Regions from separate parts of the Homo sapiens genome. Here region 1 is linked to region 2. Evidence: read pairs that join two places in POLR2A ChIA-PET (ENCODE). Cell type or tissue: OCI-LY7. All regions are shown on one strand. Links, peaks and the distances in the headings refer to the core of each region. The heading gives the core; the rest is flanking DNA. Region 1 overlaps LOC124904341 (a long non-coding RNA gene). Region 2 overlaps ZBTB14 (zinc finger and BTB domain containing 14).

Evidence for each region. Peaks named below come from ENCODE experiments on the same cell type or tissue, not always from the same donor. Only the 100,000 strongest peaks of a DNase experiment are listed, where the experiment ranks them.
Region 1: POLR2A ChIA-PET joins it to region 2 with 6 read pairs; 5 of 35 experiments call an interaction of 5 or more read pairs at or near these places.

The regions. Positions count from the first base shown.
Region 1 is chr18:5,210,360-5,218,706 of GRCh38, forward strand. LOC124904341 (a long non-coding RNA gene) reads left to right here. Exons shown (of 3, transcript XR_007066439.1): 2 at 1,019-1,062; 3 at 3,876-3,957. Among named protein-coding and RNA genes, the nearest start is that of AKAIN1, 17 kb to the left of the region's middle. RefSeq lists an enhancer at 3,646-4,845. In OCI-LY7, for the core only: no CTCF peak of the experiment used is centred there; no DNase peak of the experiment used is centred there.
Region 2 is chr18:5,281,580-5,289,926 of GRCh38, forward strand. ZBTB14 (zinc finger and BTB domain containing 14) reads right to left here. Exons shown (of 4, transcript NM_001243702.2): 4 at 7,443-8,347. Among named protein-coding and RNA genes, the nearest start is that of ZBTB14, 10 kb to the right of the region's middle. In OCI-LY7, for the core only: no CTCF peak of the experiment used is centred there; DNase peaks (open chromatin) are centred at 3,932, 6,372 and 7,102; H3K4me3 peaks cover 3,342 bases; H3K27ac peaks cover 4,430 bases.

The DNA of each region.
Region 1 (8,347 bases), core at 59-8,058, 71 kb before region 2:
TATGTTTCAACTAAATTTTAATATAATATATATTTATATATTCATAAGTATAGGTTTTGTGCTTAAGAAAAGCAATACTTATGGCCTGAACTTTATCATTTCTTTAGGATACTATTCTTATTTCCATTTTGAATGAGCATTTGTTGATTATTTATCACATTATGAAGACACACATTGAAAATATAATTTAGTTTTATGACAAACTAGAAAAGGGCCATGTAGTATAGAAGAATGAGAACTTAGGAGTAAGACAGGGTTAAATATCTAGCTATGAGAATGAATGCATATTCCTGAGCCCCCATTTTCTACATGCTAAAATTGGGAAATTAATAGCCAACACATAGAGTTTGGAAGAAAATTAAGTGATGCAACAAATGACAAAATACAGTGTTTGCTCAATGAACAGCACTTAGGGGCAGTAGTACTAGTAGCATAGCAGAGATAGTAGTAGTTTTTGTTATTTAATATCAAGTTTTATGACCAGGCTTAAGTCCAAAAATCTATGCAATATTTTTTTCTGCATAAAGCTGCTTCTTACCAAAATGAGTTGAACCTAAATGAATATGTAATCACTGTAAAGTTATATGGATAAATGATGTTTAAGATTATTCATTAAATTCTCATTGAGACATCTTTACTGAATATTATATACAAGGCAGAAGATTAATTGCTGTACGAGATATAAAAATAACACAGGATCACAGGATCCCTGACCTCAAGGTTACTAAAATCTAATAAAGGAGACAGAAATACATATAAATCACTATATTGAAGGGCAGAATAGAATTAAATGCCATATAACCATGTAAAGAAAGACCATAGAATTCAAACAATGGACAGGTTACTTTCAATTTTATAGAAATGAGTTTTACATAAGTTAAAGTTAGAGAATCACAGGCAAAAAAAAATGTGTAGAGGTTTACTTTAATAGACAAATATCCATAGATACATGTGCCTTTGTCCATGGAAAAGCATTGATTTGACTCTGGTCCTGATATTTGATATTTTGAATGAACAGCAACCCAACATAGAGGAAAAGCTGAACACCACCAACATTTTCAGGTATTTGTTTTGAACAACATAATTTTATTGTCTACTGAGTCTATATTGTAACTCACAGGTTTAGACATACTTATATGGGTATATGTTATATTTTCAAGACTGTCCTGCAATGCCAGGCAGAGAACAGCAATTGCTTGGAGTTCACATTTACACCACCACAACCTTCATCTTTAGCCCATCTTGGAAAGGATAGTGTCCATTCCCGTAATCTTGCTGTGATGACACTGTGTTTTGGTAATGGAACTTTTAAATGTCTTCTGCCTCTCTGGATCCCTGGAGTTAGACTATGTACATCATTGATTATCCCTTCCCCGGCCCCCAGCTAGAACTCTTGAGATAATAAATTCTCATTATAAGCAATGGCTTATTGTAGCTACAACATATCCTAGCCCCCAGTCAAGGAGATTCTCTATTTACCAAAACTACTACTGGTTGATGGTCCCTAATCCAAAAATTCAAAATCCAAAATGCTCCAAAACAGGAAACTTTTGGAACACTGACATGAGGTGTTAGTCCATTTTCACGCTGCTGACAAAGACATACCCGAGACTGGGAAGAAAAAGAGGTTTAATTGGACTTACAGTTCCACATGGCTGGGGAGGCCTCAGAATCATGGCGGCGGGGTGAAAGGGACTTCTTACATGGTGGCAGCAAGAGAAAATGAGGAATATGCAAAAGCAGAAACCACTGATAAACCCATAAGATCTCATGAGACGTATTCACTATCATGAAAATAGCACAGGAAAGACGGGCCCCTATGATTCAAGTACCTCCCCCTAGGTCCCTCCCACAACGTGTGGGAATTCTGGGAGATACAATTCAAGTTGAGATTTGGTAGGGACACAGCCAAACCATATCACATGACATCACAAGTAGAAAATTCTACGTAAGTAGAATTAACACAAACTTTGCTTCATGCATGAAATTATTTAAAACATTGCATAAAAATTACCTTAAGGGTATATATATATATATATATATATATATATATATATAGTATATATGAAATATAAATGAATTTTGTGTTTACATTGGGGTCTTATATCCCCAATGATATCTCGTTATGTACATGAAAATATCTCATTATGTACATGAAAATATCTCAAGATATCTCATTATGTACATGAAAATATCATTATGTACATGAAAAGATATCTCATTATGTACATGAAAATATTCCAAAATCAGAAAAAAAAATCCAAACTCTGAAGCAGTTATGGTTCCAAGCATTTTGAACAAGGGATAATCAATCTGTATTGAGGTAAAATAATAACGAACAATATTAATAATAATTCTTTTCAAAAACCAGTGAGATGCTATCTTTAAAATAAGACTTCACATCTTATCTCTTCTGCAGGCCCTCTGTCTATGCAAACAGCCCCATGCTTCAATTTAACTAAGTCTTAAACTGCAAGCTGTTAGGGAAATCAAAGGTCTACTGTGTTCTTGGGAATTTCCGCATAGAGGCTTTGAGCCCAAGATTGAGCTATTCCTGCCCTTTAACTTTCTTTTCCCCCTCCAGCATACAATCCCCAAAATTCTTTCATTTAAATGACATTTGTGAATATCTCTGTGCTAAACCCTGGAAATACTAATGCGAATAAGGCACTCTCTGCACTCAAGAAGTTCACCCTATGGTGGAAGAGAGCGACTTTAAAGGAATAATGATGTCAGCATAATAAGCACAATAAAGTGGTGAAATAATTTACTATGCCCAAAGGCAGGGGCATCACAGTGAGAAGGGACGACTTACTTGTTGATTCATAAATTTAGGTGAGGACCTGAGCATGGATAGTTCCACTCTTTCTTTTTCTTATTTTTCCCTTCAAGCGAAAAAGGAGTAAAAAGGAAAACTCTCCAAAATGTCTTAGCTGGTGGTCTTTGAGCATGGTGACTAGATGCACCTCTAAGTGTTTTGTTTCCTTGTACCTGGATCCAGCCTGAGTGGAAGTCCTCTTCCATTACCTGATTTTCAACTTCAGTCTCGCCCCTGAACACTTGGTGCTCAGCTGTCTTCCCCCTGGGACAAGTCTCTCCCCTACCCCAATGCCCAATTCAAACTGTACCCCAGTCACTGCCTTGCAGCCTAGGCTCTGTTGGTATGATGTTGTGAGGGAGGATGCGTCTTCCCTAATCTTAATGTTTCCTTCCCAGTTGGAGACGCACCTTAGCTTTCATTTACTAATTTAGTCAACCAACCAATATTAATTGAATGACTACCATATGCCAGGCACTTTCTATACCCTGTCTTCATGAAATTTTCATTATACAGACATTGTCTATGGAGGATAAACAAGTAGTAGGAATATATTAGGGCGGGGGGTGAAGAGTACTATGGAGGAAAATAGAGTAAAGAGATAGACTGTGCTGGGTAGAGGGTTCCAGATATTTTATATAGGATAGTTAGGGAAAGCTGAGAAAAGGACATTTGAGTAAAGACCTAAAAGAATATGAAGTTTTGGAGTTCAAAGAAGTATTTCAGTCTGGAGATATAATTTTGGGATCATCATAGACAAGGCCATGAGACTCGAGGAGAGCAAATGGGAAGAGAATAAGACAAATAAGAGTTTTAAGGATTGAATCTGAAATATTCCAGTGTTTGAAAATTAGGAAGATGAGGAGAAACCAATAAAGGAGACAGGAGAAGCAGTCAATGAAGTAGCTTAATACCACTGCCTCTTTTCTCTCTCTCTCCCTCTGTCTCTCTGCTTCTTTCTTATTTCTGCCTGAAGGAATAACTTAATTCACTGATAAGTTTGGAGGAAAACCTGATCATGGATTGTCCCACTCCTTCTTCTCTCCTTGCCTTTAAGGAGCTGGCTGCCTACAGAAAGCCTGTGTTCTGCTCTGCTTCCCTATGTGAAAATTACCAGAGACAGCATAACAAAGCATGTGATTTTCTGTGCTGCCTGTGACTCTGGTGGGTAAGTCTGCCTCATTCTGGAATTCAGTATTATAAAGCCCATTTGTCTGCAGCTCTAAGACACATTTGCCAATATCAGATTTACCAGTAATAAAGACAGTGTTTTAATCTGTCTGCCTGACTCCTTTGCCTTATCTCCTGATTGGCTCAAAACTCTGGCCAGCAAGAAGATCAACAGTTCATCAGGCCACCTCAAAACCCAGTATATTAGAGCATGAATTCAGACACCTATGGTCTGCAAGAATACTTTCAACTTTAAAAAGAAGTCCATGATTTACATTCCTGCCTGTCACTCAGAAGCCAAAAAAGAGACAGAATGCCATCGACTCAGAGATATTAAAAGTGGAAGAAGAATAAGATCATCTGTTCACAGCTTTGTGAAGAGGAAACTAAATCCCAGAGAAAGAAACCTAACAAGTGGCAGAACCAGAACTATGACTCAGATCTCTTGATTCCCATGCAGTCCAAGAAGGACTTTATCTATGAGAAGAAGGTATTCAGTTTCATTCATTCCTGAAAAAGAAACAAAACAAAACATTAAGCTGTCTTCCAGAGTATTTGTCTCCAAGCTATCCCCACTGTTTTCTTCACATGCATCTGTTGACCCATTATATAGCCCAAAAAAAATATAAAAATAAAGAAAAAGAAAAAAAGAGAGAGGGAGAGAACTGGATATTTAGCCACTTGAGTAATGCCACACTTAAGCACTGAAGTACCTTTCGCTCAGTGATTTTTACTTGATCAAAGAAAAAGCCTATTACTTCCTGTAATTACCTGGGTAACTGAAGAAATGTCTACTGATGATTCATAATAGCTAACCTCAGAAGAACCCTTACCATTGTTTCCTTTGTGACTTTCACGTTCTTCTAACTGCTTTGAGCTGTAGAAGCCTTCCTCACTCTCAGGTGGTCTTACCTTCTTCTCAGAGAGAATGAAGACTTCAGAAAGAAATGTCCCTTCCCAGCCTGGACAACAGAGTGAGATCTCATCTCTACAAAAAAATTTTAAAAATTAGCCAGCCATGGTGGCTCATACATGTTGTCCCAGCTTATAAGGAGACTGAGGTGGAAGGACCACTCAAACCTGGGAAGTCCAGGTTGCAATGAGCCATGATCACGCTACTGCGCTCCAGCCTGGGTGACAGAACAAGACCCTGTCTCCACCAAAAAAAAAAAAAAAAAAAAAGCACTTTCCCTCCCATATCCAACCCTACACTCAGCTATAGACACACCAGCTTCTCCTTCATTCTTTCGGTTACAACAGAAGAGGTGTCCTTCCTCTTATCAGAAACCAGTCCTCAGATTGGTCCTCCATCTCTCCTCAGATCAATCCTTTCCCACCTTCTCAGATAACACACTACCGTCAATTACCTCTTCCCTCCCCTGTGTATTCAGCTGACCTCCCACATCTGGATTCTTCCTATCAATGTTTAACAAGCTCAAATATCTTCCAAACAAAACCAGAAAACCACTTTTCTCAGTGCCACACTCATCCCACCTATAACCATATTCAGGACCAGATTAGAGTCTTCAGAGAACCTAAGTATTGAGATGATCTTTCTCATATGTAATTCAAACATAAAGATAACTGAGAAAAAGCTCTATTAAAGTATGAGGTTTTTGATGAAGATTCCTCTAGTTCCTCATTTTAAAATTGTCAAATACTAAATTATTTCCAAGTTTTGTTGTTGTTGTTGTTTTGGTGTTCCTGTTTTGCTAATGCCTTAAGCATGTAGTCAATCTGCTAAATGGAAGATCCAGAACTTCCCTTTCCCTTTTGACGCCCAGCTGTCGTATATTCTCTCCCCATTCATTTGAATTTTCTATAACTTGCTGCCTTCAATTCCTCATTTCTCTTCCTTTTATTTCATCTATCTGACTTCTACCCTAATTATTCCACCAAAAGAGCTATCACTGACTTCCAAGACATCTAACAGCTATTTCAGTCCTTATCTTACTTGATCTCTCAATAGACTGATTCTATTGACCACCTTATTCCTGTTTTTTTTTGTGTGTGTTTGTTTGTTTGCTTTGTTTTGTTTTTTTGAGACGGTGTCTTGCTCTGTTCCCCAGGCCAGAATGCCATGGTGCCACCATGGCTCACTGCAGCCTCAACCTCCTGGGCTCAGGAAATCCTCAGCCTCCCAAGTAGCTGGGACCACAGACACATGCCACCATGCCCAGCTAATTTTTTGATTTTCTGTAGAGATGAGGTCTCACTATGTTGCTCGGGCCGATCTTGAACTCCTGGGCTCAAATGATCGTCTCACCTTGACCTCCCAAAGTGCTCAGATTACAGGTATGAGCCACTGCACCTGGCCCATCCCCTTTTTTTGAACTGCTCTTTTCTCTGTGTTTTTTTTTCTTTTTTCTTTTTTTAACATTCTTCTGGCTTTCCTCCTTCTCCTCTGACAGCTTCTTCTCAGTCCTTCTCCTTTATGAGTTTGTAAGTGAGAGAACCTAAGGGCTCTTCCTAGATCCTTTCCTGTTTTCATTCTCTATATTTTCTCTAGGCAATTCCATCCACTCCTATGGTTTCAACTACCATGTATTATTTATTTTTTTTTTTGAGACGGAGTCTCGCTCTGTCGCCCAGGCTGGAGGGCAGTGGCGCGATCTTGGCTCACTGCAAGCTCTGCCTCCCGGGTTCACGCCATTCTCCTGCCTCAGCCTCCCGAGTAGCTGGGACTACAGGAGCCCACCACTATGCCTGGCTAATTTTTTTGTATTTTTAGTAGAGACGGGGTTTCATCGTGTTAGCCAGGATGGTCTCGATCTTCTGACCTCGTGATCTGCCTGTCTCGGCCTACCAAAGTGCTGGGATTACAGGCATGAGCCACCGCGCCCGGCCTCAACTACCATGTATTTTTAAAGGAATCTTCCAAGCCAGAGAGCATTTTTAAGAGTAAAGGAGGGGTACCATTGGCAACTATGCCCAGATTTTTCAGGGCCAACATGGATACATTGTCAACCTATCTACATGCCAATAAGTTTCTAATTTATTTTTCCACTGAAGAACTCTTCTCTGAGCAACAAACTTTTAAATCTAATTGCCTACTCACTACGCACACATGGATTCATTAATTCATTCATTTAGCAAATATTGAATACTTATGATGGGTCAAGTACTGTTCTAAGGGCTGGTGATACAAAGTAAACATAACATAAAAATCTCCTGCCCACATAGAGTTTACAGTCAAGTTGGGGAGAGATCAACAAAAACATAAATACATAAAAATATATTTTTCACCGTGATGAATGGTATGGAGAAAAAGTGGAGGAAGGGAATAGAGTGTGTTGGAAGGAAGTCTGAGACTTTAAGTAAGATTCAGATAAGGCTTCATTGAGAAGGCAAAATTTGAAAAAAAGACCTAAAAATGGTGGAGAAGAAATCAGAATGGACACCTGAGCAGAGGGAACAAAAAGGGCAAAGTTTTTCAAGTGACCATGCTTCTTCTGACCAAAAGAGGCTTTGCCTATTGCCTTTGTGGAAATCACCCGTCTTCTCCCTTCCACCTGGCTAGTGCCTTCACATCCTTCAAATCTCAACTTAAGTGTCTTTTTCTCAGGACCATTTATCTGACTCTACAGAGAAGTGTGATCCCTCATCATATGCTATCTTAATTTTAATTTTCTCTTAGTGTGCAGTATCTGGATCATGAGCTCCCATGTAGCACCAACTATATCTTTTTTCTATTCATCACTACATTTCTAGTGCCTAGGACAACCTTGGCATATAATTAGAAATCATAAGTATATTTTCATAAACAAGTGATGGTGTCATTTACATGTGTATGTCCAGTGCTTTCTTTCCTCAGAAGCATCTTGCTGCATCTTAAGCCAACCATTCTCAGTAATTGTATCTCTTGTATTCTAAGACCTATTTTACTCAATTTGGTAATAATTTATTCAGCATGTGCCATGTTCCAGACATAGGGGATTTAGAAATTAATAGGCATAATCTTCATCTTTAACTTTTATATAATCTAATATGGCAAACAGATATGTTCACAAAAAAACTATAATCTGCTCATTCAATGCTTGCTGGACACTTACTGAGGGCTTATTAAGTGCCTAGATTTCTAGGCCCTAGAAATATAGCAGTGAATTACCCTTTGTGGAGTTTCTAACCTGGTGAAATGTGCTATACATTTATTCTGAAGGCATGAAATGACAGTAAGAAAGAAGCAATTAACTCTTCTTCTAGGCGATAGGGACCGTTGAGAAAGACATGATACAAGCAACAAGTAGATGCTCCCCATGTAGAACTCTGGGACCTACAATTTGAGTACCTTTGATGCCTTACCACAGAGTTTTATCCTGAGGCTACTGAAGCATGTTTAAGCATTAGAGTGACATCATT
Region 2 (8,347 bases), core at 307-8,306:
CCCCATTGCTTGTTTTTCTCAGGTTTGTCAAAGATCAGATAGTTGTAAAAAGTCAGGAAACAACAGGTGCTGGAGAGGATGTGGAGAAATAGTAACACTTTTACACTGTTGGTGGGACTGTAAACTAGTTCAACCATTGTGGAAGTCAGTGTGGCGATTCCTCAGGGATCTAGAACTAGAAATACCATTTGACCCAGCAATCCCATTACTGGGTATATACCCAAAGGACTATAAATCATGCTGCTATAAAGACACATGCACACGTATGTTTATTGCGGCACTATTCACAATAGCAAAGACTTGGAACCAACCCAAATGTCCAACAATGATAGACTGGATTAAGAAAATGTGGCACATATACACCATGGAATACTATGCAGCCATAAAAAAGGATGAGTTCATGTCCTTTGTAGGGACATGGATGAAATTGGAAATCATCATTCTCAGTAAACTATTGCAAGAACAAAAAACCAAACACCGCATATTCTCACTCATAGGTGGGAATTGAACAATGAGAACACATGGACACAGGAAGAGGAACATCACACTCTGGGGATAGCATTGGGAGATATACCTAATGCTAGATGACGAGTTAGTGGGTGCAGCACACCAGCATGTCACATGTATACATAGTAACTAACCTGCACATTGTGCACATGTACCCTAAAACTTAAAGTATAATAAAAAAAAAAGAGAGATACAGATATAGGTTTTTGTCCACAGTTCTTGGCTCACAACTTCCATAGCCCTTGTTATAGTTTTTTGTTATAATGTTGGGTGTGTCGGGCCTCAGGAAATAGAATCTCTCTGACCTTCTGTCCTTCTTTCACCTGTCCCAAGGCAGGACTCTAATATTCCCCCGCCTTTCCAGTTGCAGGTCATGAGATCATAATTCCAGAGAGGGTCTTACCTCATACCCTGGAGGCCAATCACATTTCCACATGGTAGTCCATAAAAACCCAAGAGGACTTGGTTGGGGAGCCTCTGGGGAGCTAAAAGGGGGTTCCTGGAGGATGGCACCCAGGGAGTGCATGGAAGCTCCATGCTCCTTTCTCCATACCTCACCCTACACATCTCTTCATCTGTATCTTTGGAAGTATCCTTTATAATAAACCAGTAAACATGTTACCCTGAGTTCTGTGAGCTGCTCCAGCAAATTAATCTTACCTCCAAATCTAAAGTGGGGGTCATGGGAAGCCCAGCTTGAAGTTGCTTGGTCAGAAGTTCCAGAGGCCTGGACTTGTAAGTGGCGTCTGATGGAGGGCAGTCTTGGGGACTGAAACCTCAATCTGTGGAATCTGATGCTATCCCCAGGTAGTGTCAGAATTAAATTGGAGGACACTGAGCTGCAGAAGTGGTTACTCACTTGGTGGGGGGATTTCTGCTCCCTCCCACCCAACTATTGGTTATGAGAGTCTTTTGTGTTTATGATTGTTGTGGTGTGAGAGGAGAGGAAATGTGGTTAGTGTTTTTCCCAAACCATGGGAGAGTGAGATGACTTTTTTAGATTCAGCTGAGAGAGAAAGGAAAAGATGAGAAGAAGCTGCTAAAAGAAATGGAGAAATATAAAAAGAAATGTTAAGAAGTGCTGCTGTGTGATCTACTTGTTGACACTAATTCAGAAAAACTTCAGTAAATAACTACATTATTTTTCAATACTATTGAGAGTAAGATTTCTACTTCTTTTGGATGCATCTCCAAAAGCTGAGAAGGCCCTTAAAATAGGAGCAGGAAATCCCAGGTTTATGTGGATTACATCAAGTGTGATTTGAATTATTTTGCTAGGAGTTGTGACAATTTGCATGGAATCATCCACATTCCTCCCACTTTAAACTCTGGCAAAGCTTGAGAGATGATGACCAGTCTCTGAACATCCCTCTCCTGTGACCTCTCAAGGTACTGAGGAACCTGCATCTTGTGATCACCTTTAGTGCTCATTTGGTGTTAGATGCACGAAAAACTTCAAGTAATTACATTAAAAGCGCTTTTGGTGTGTTACTCCAACTAATTAATTACAGAATAATAGAATTGAATCCTGAAATAACCTTAAAGACCACCAAGTGCAATCACCTCCTTTAAAACAAGGAAATGATTCATGAAGGTGAAATCAGTTAGTCAAAGTTCTTATAAGCAAGCTAAATGGTGAGTGGTGACTGAAATCAAAGTGTTATTACCTTTTACTTGATTGGTAGAAATAACACAATTATAAGGTCATATATAAGAACTTTCTATAGCTTGTCTCACATAATTCTCGCAACATTATTATCACATTTTACAGATGAGAAAATGAAACTTAGAAAGGCTCAATAACTTGCCCAAGGCCAACCAGGTAGTGGTAGAACTGGAACTCACACCCACGCAGTCTGAATCCAGAGCCCATATTCTAAATCACTACACTGGCTTTTTTACCAATACAAATATTTTCAAAGTTTTGCAGTAGGAAAAAAAAAAAAAAACCTGATCTGAGATTTTAGAGTCAGAAGTACAATGCCAAATTTAAAATGCAGCAGAACAAGGGTAGTATGGATACTGGAAGACAATAACAGTAATATATAGTAAAAAAATAAAAAAAGCAAATTTAGGAACTTAGGAGTTTTAAATGCAGTCTTTCAAATCTTAATCTTTTATAATTTTAGAAAGAGCCAAAAGCTTTATATAAATGAAATAAATAGATCCTATATGCAATTTAGGATTCTATTTCAGGCTGCTTGTAATTCAGACACCAGAATCACAGAACCTAGGTTTGAGCTCTTTTTTTTTCAGTTTGTAAAATGAGAATAGTAATACCTATTCATAATATTGTAAGCTACCTTAATAATGTATACTGTAAAGCACTCTGTAGATGTCAGAGTTTAATTAGTATACAGTTCAGTTCTACTGTATCACCAAAGTTAAAATTGTTTTCTGTACATAATGTATTTTTTTTTAAAGTCCTATGATTTTGTAACTCCCAGAAGTTTGGGAAAATAATGATTATATACCACCCAAAATTAATTTACCCCTACTGTTTTTCATTTCTCTTTTCTCAATCCCACATTTTATTACAGGGTATCAAGACTATTAAATGTAATCTTGTTTACACTAATGCCAATTGATCCAGTAGCCTTCCAATCTGGTTAATATTTCCTGTTTTGTATTGGCTGGAAGATTACAGAAACAGAATAGCCAAAACATTACACATACTTTAAATTAAATTAAATGTAAACAGCCTAAGAATGAAATGTAATACTGTTTCCCAAATGTCAAACTTCTAGACATCTCCGTCCTATTTGAAGTCAGTAATATTTTAAATCAATTATATCTGATTTTAAGGCTGAACTTCTTATCTATCCCTTAAAGTGAGTTTATCTTTTGGAATAATAAGCAAGAATGGTGTACATGGGGCAGTGAATCATTTGCATTTTGGCAGAAATTACGAACGATTATGCAACCAGCCTAAGGTGGTGACATAGCCTGAAAATAGTGGAGGCAGAATCTGAATCCAAGTTTTCTAACACCTTTCAGAGAGAGAAAGGCGGCAAGGAGAGGAGAGTATAGATAGGGAGATCTCCTAACACAGAAGACCATTTTTACATAGGCCCCCGACTAGATGGCCTTCGGTCTTGTGGGTTTTGCTTGGCTCGCCACATAATGGAACATGTGAAGAAGGCTAACTGGTAGCTTTGTGTTATATTGCAATTATCTGTGACATTCTACCGGCAGTTTATTTTTCGTATCACGTGGGGGCAGCCTGTACACCTGAAGCAAGGTAAAACAATATTGGTTTAGGATTAGTACCCTGCATGGGAGACATTTTGGAGAAATAAAAATGTAAGGACCAATTTAGCACAGAGACATAGAGACAGCTGTCTGCATAAATGCCTCTCTCTTCTCCAGTGAGAAGAGTGTTTGCCATCTGCCAAACAGCGGTCTGAACTCAGTAAGGATGTGTGTGGGGCCACAGCTGCACATTTTGTGGCTTGAGGCCAACAACACGGTCACTAAGGGCACAGGCTCTGGAGGCAGATGGACCTGCTTTCCTGTCCCAGCTCTGATAAGACTGATATTGGGCAGGATTTTTAACTTCTTTGAATCTTGGTGTCTTCACTAGTGGTAATGAGTACCTACCTCAGACTTGTCATAAAACATAGTGATTGTGTATATAGTGCCAAACCTGGCAAATATTCAACATATACTAGGTTTTATCATTAAAATCCTAACCCCTTGACTATCTCTCCTGTGACTGAAGTTCAAAGTCAGTAGAAAAAAAAAAAAAATGACCATACGAAGCTCCTGCCTTTCAGCTGAACACAGAAAATGAGTCAATTCCAAGTGAGTTTAATAGCATAGAACGCTTTCTCAAAACTCCATCAACATGACAAGCAGCAGCTGATCTAAAACCATCAGAAGACATATTTTTTCTTTTCAGATTTCCATTAGCTTGCTTGTTATCCTATCAAGACTGTCAACCTTAACTGGTCAGTGGGCACTAAGGGAACATCTGCAGTCTCAGACACTACTGGGCATACTCTATTTGCTCATGGTGCTTCCTCCCTCAAACCCTCATTACCATCCTTGCCCAAAGTCACTGGAGCCCAGGTTATCATTCTTTACTCCTCTCATTTTATTTGCATCAGTATCTTTCTTGATGCAAGCATCTATTATTTTAAAGAAATATATCTTAGCCTCTTATTACTATTCCTCTTGTTGAAATCCAGTATCAGGGAAAATGAGAATCATTCTATGGAAATGGCAATAATTAATAGATATTATTTTCTCAGTATACATTCCCAAGTCATTTAAGAATGTTTATGTTGGCACCACTAACCACTAACCCATGACAACTTATTAAAAATTCCTACTTTCTAAAGTATGTTCCATGAACTGGATTAAAATACATAACATGGCAGATTTTTTTTTAAAATAGCAGTTTGCCTATTTGTGATCATTACATTATTTGTAAATCCTTGTAAAATGTTGTAAAACTTGGAAAGATAAGCATCCCACACTGGATAACTCCAGAAGGGCAGGAATGGTGCTGGTCTTGCTCACTGTTGCATTCCCAGCACATAGTCAAATGCCAGGCACATACAAGGCATTCAATGACTGACATACTTTAATCTTAGGCTATAAAAAGTACTTATGTGTAAGGTTAGTAGAAATATCCCCCAAAGAAGAGCAGAGTGACTCAGCAAACTGTTATTCTGGAACTAAAGGGAAAAAAAATGGAATTAATGGATGTAGTCTAGGCCCCTCTGGGGAGAAAGCAACAGATCATCTTGGAATTAACTAGAAAGGGAACAGTTGGGTGCAGCCTGAAATGCACCCAATTTTAGAAAAGCATACTGCAAAAATATCTTAATGTATGATTTCATGTATGAGATTCAAAAGCCAGCTCTCAAAATTGCAATTCTGGTTCTGCCATTCTGGTTCTGCCATCACAGATGTTCCCAAAGAAGAGAAGGGAGCCATCCAGAGAGGCCAGTGTTTACACCGACTACATTCCAATGATTTACTTTAAAATGTACACGATGGGAAATTACAAAATCAAAGACAACATTTAGACAAATATACAAGTTTGTAAGACCAGAGCCACAAATGGACCGAAGCTTACAGAAATACTAAGACAAACACAGTGTAGACATTTTCAGTTAATAACACTTAATGAGGTCTAGGTCTACAGCTGAGGGCCAATGATTGTAGAACTGAGAGATGCTTCTCAGCTTCTGTCTACTCCATTGGGAATGCTCTTTAGGAAGCGGGGAACATTTACAGTGAACCTAAAAAGTGTCGATGCTGGGGTTAATGTTTTTTCCTGGCCATCACATTAATCCTCAGCAGGCTGTGAGGCAGAAATACCAGTATTTTAGAGATGGTGAAACTCAGGCTGAAGGCAGTTAAGAACTTGTCTGAATTTGCAGTTACTGAGAGGCAAAACCAGGATCCAAATCTAAGTTTGTCTTGTAAAGTCTTTCCACTAAACCTCACCTCCTCGTTATACTGAAAAGATTTAAATGAGTATTGGTAGGTGGGAACATCTTTTGAAGAGATCATGAAAACACCCAACTGCTAAAATCTGTCACAATCCAGATAAATTACACCCAGGGCCCCTAAGATGAGATCAGTATGGCAACCTTTAAGGAATCATGGATAACAGGTGATGGAAAAACATTTTCAAAAAGAACATGTAAGACCAGACTGGGAAGGGGCACACTCACTCTAACAGCCAGGGACCAAACTGCTTCTGCCTTTGCATCTCCAGGGTCCAGCCCAGTGCCTCGCATATGATGCTCAACACAAGTAGGCAACATGCTATCTTTACATACCTTAAGTAGATGCAGGATTAACCCTATTATAAATAGTTCCCAGGGGGAAAGAGCTCCAGTTACAAGAGGGTAAGCAAAAATGGAGACAGACTTCAAAGGGAGTGAGAGCTTTCCGTTCTCTTTGCTGTAACAGTTCTCTGCCTCCGCCTAGGACTCAACCCTGCACCACAATCCTTACTATGTGCCAGCTCTACTACAATTGCACCCTAAGGCTTGCTAATCCTGAGAACAAAACACCACTAATAGCATTACTATGTGACAATGAATCCCACCTTCCAAATGACTTACAGATAACTACACAAAATAACCCATTAAGTTGGAAACTACATAAATTTGCATCATTTTCCCTCATCTTGTCTTTTTTTTCCTAACAAAATAGGGTGAATTTGTTAGTGTCAACCTCACTTGATGGCGACCTCTGTATTTTCTAACAATTCTAAATTAGTGATCAAGTTAATGGCCGGCAAATTACTTTACATTTAAACTTCCTAAATTTCTCTTCCTCAATCAGTGCCAATACAATGCAAATTAAGCACAAAAGCTAACATCAAGTTTGTAGCATTCTCTGTAAAAACAGAAAAAAGTCAATGATTTGTAAGTAATGAAAAGGTAGTAATGTTGACACTTAGCCTTGACCTTCCTCTTACATTACAGATTCAGAGTAACCACATTTCAGAATTAACTCCCTAGGGTGTTGGAGGTAACTTGAAGACTCTAACACGATGGCTCCACTATGCAGAGGACTACCAAATCCAGCCAGGTGTAGAGAGGCAGTGTTACTGACCAGGACCCAGCAGACAGGAGAGCTGCCATGATAGGATTCTGCTGCCACCAAAAATATATAAAGGAAACAGGTGCCCTAACACACGTGTAAACCCAGTACCAGTGGCAGAAATAACACAAATACATTTCTCATGCAAAATAGGCTAAATGATAAATATTTGCATCACATAGACTGCTGAAAATTAACCTTTCTTTTTGGGGGTTACCACCATGACTATGTGGTTTCAAAGGAGGTTAATATCACATGTTTAACTTCAACTCTGTAAAGCCAGGATGAAGCTAGCATACAAAATACATTTTGGTAGAAATCTAGGTATGTGGAAGGTTGCTATGAAAAAATGAAAAGAGGAATGATAGAAGTATATTTTCTTTTATATACAAAAAATGAAGTCCCAAAATATGGTTTGTTGAAGTAGCTATTGACAAGATGTTAAAATTATTTTTCCTTTGCTTTGGTTAAAACAGCCTAGGAACGGCAATCAGTTCCCCTTCTATAAGTAGCATAAAAACACAGTGACAGGACTACTTTTAGAACAGAATAAACAACTTTCAAGAAAAGAAATTAATTTTAAGTAAAATTAAACATTTTACCAATAACTAAAATTTTTAAAAAGGTAGCATCTTCATCCTAACATCTTGGGCATAACACACACCAATTAAAAAATCAAATTTCTTTCACAATAGAATTACAGGTGTTAATGCAACAAGCTATGAAGTGAAATTACTTTAATTTTTTTAAAAGAAATCCTAGCAATGAAAAATGAGTTTGAAAAATTGACATTTTCTACAATTCTACATTTTGAAAAATAATTGACTAATACTTTTTTACAGAACACAATTCAAACTATTGTTGGCATTTCAATATATTCCTAAAGATGGTTAAAAGAACATTTAGTATACCAAAACTGGAATAGAGTTTATAATTCTCATTTACGGCTATGAAAAGGCAATCAACTTCTATTTAAAACTGTAACCAGTGATGAAATATATTTCGAAAACATAAACATTTGGTCTGACAATCTTTAATATTTGTTAAAAACAGTCTGATGTTTGTTGCTGATGGAAGTTATTTTAATCCAATGTGCAAAAAAAGTGCAGCTGTCTACTTTTTACTTGAAATACGTAAGACCAACACTACTATTTACACACTTAAAAGATTTTAAATTTATTAATTTAAGTAAGCATACTGCATCTCCTTTATGGATAAATCATGTGCCCCACAGAGCCCCAAAGCTTGATGACATTCTGTAAAGTTACAC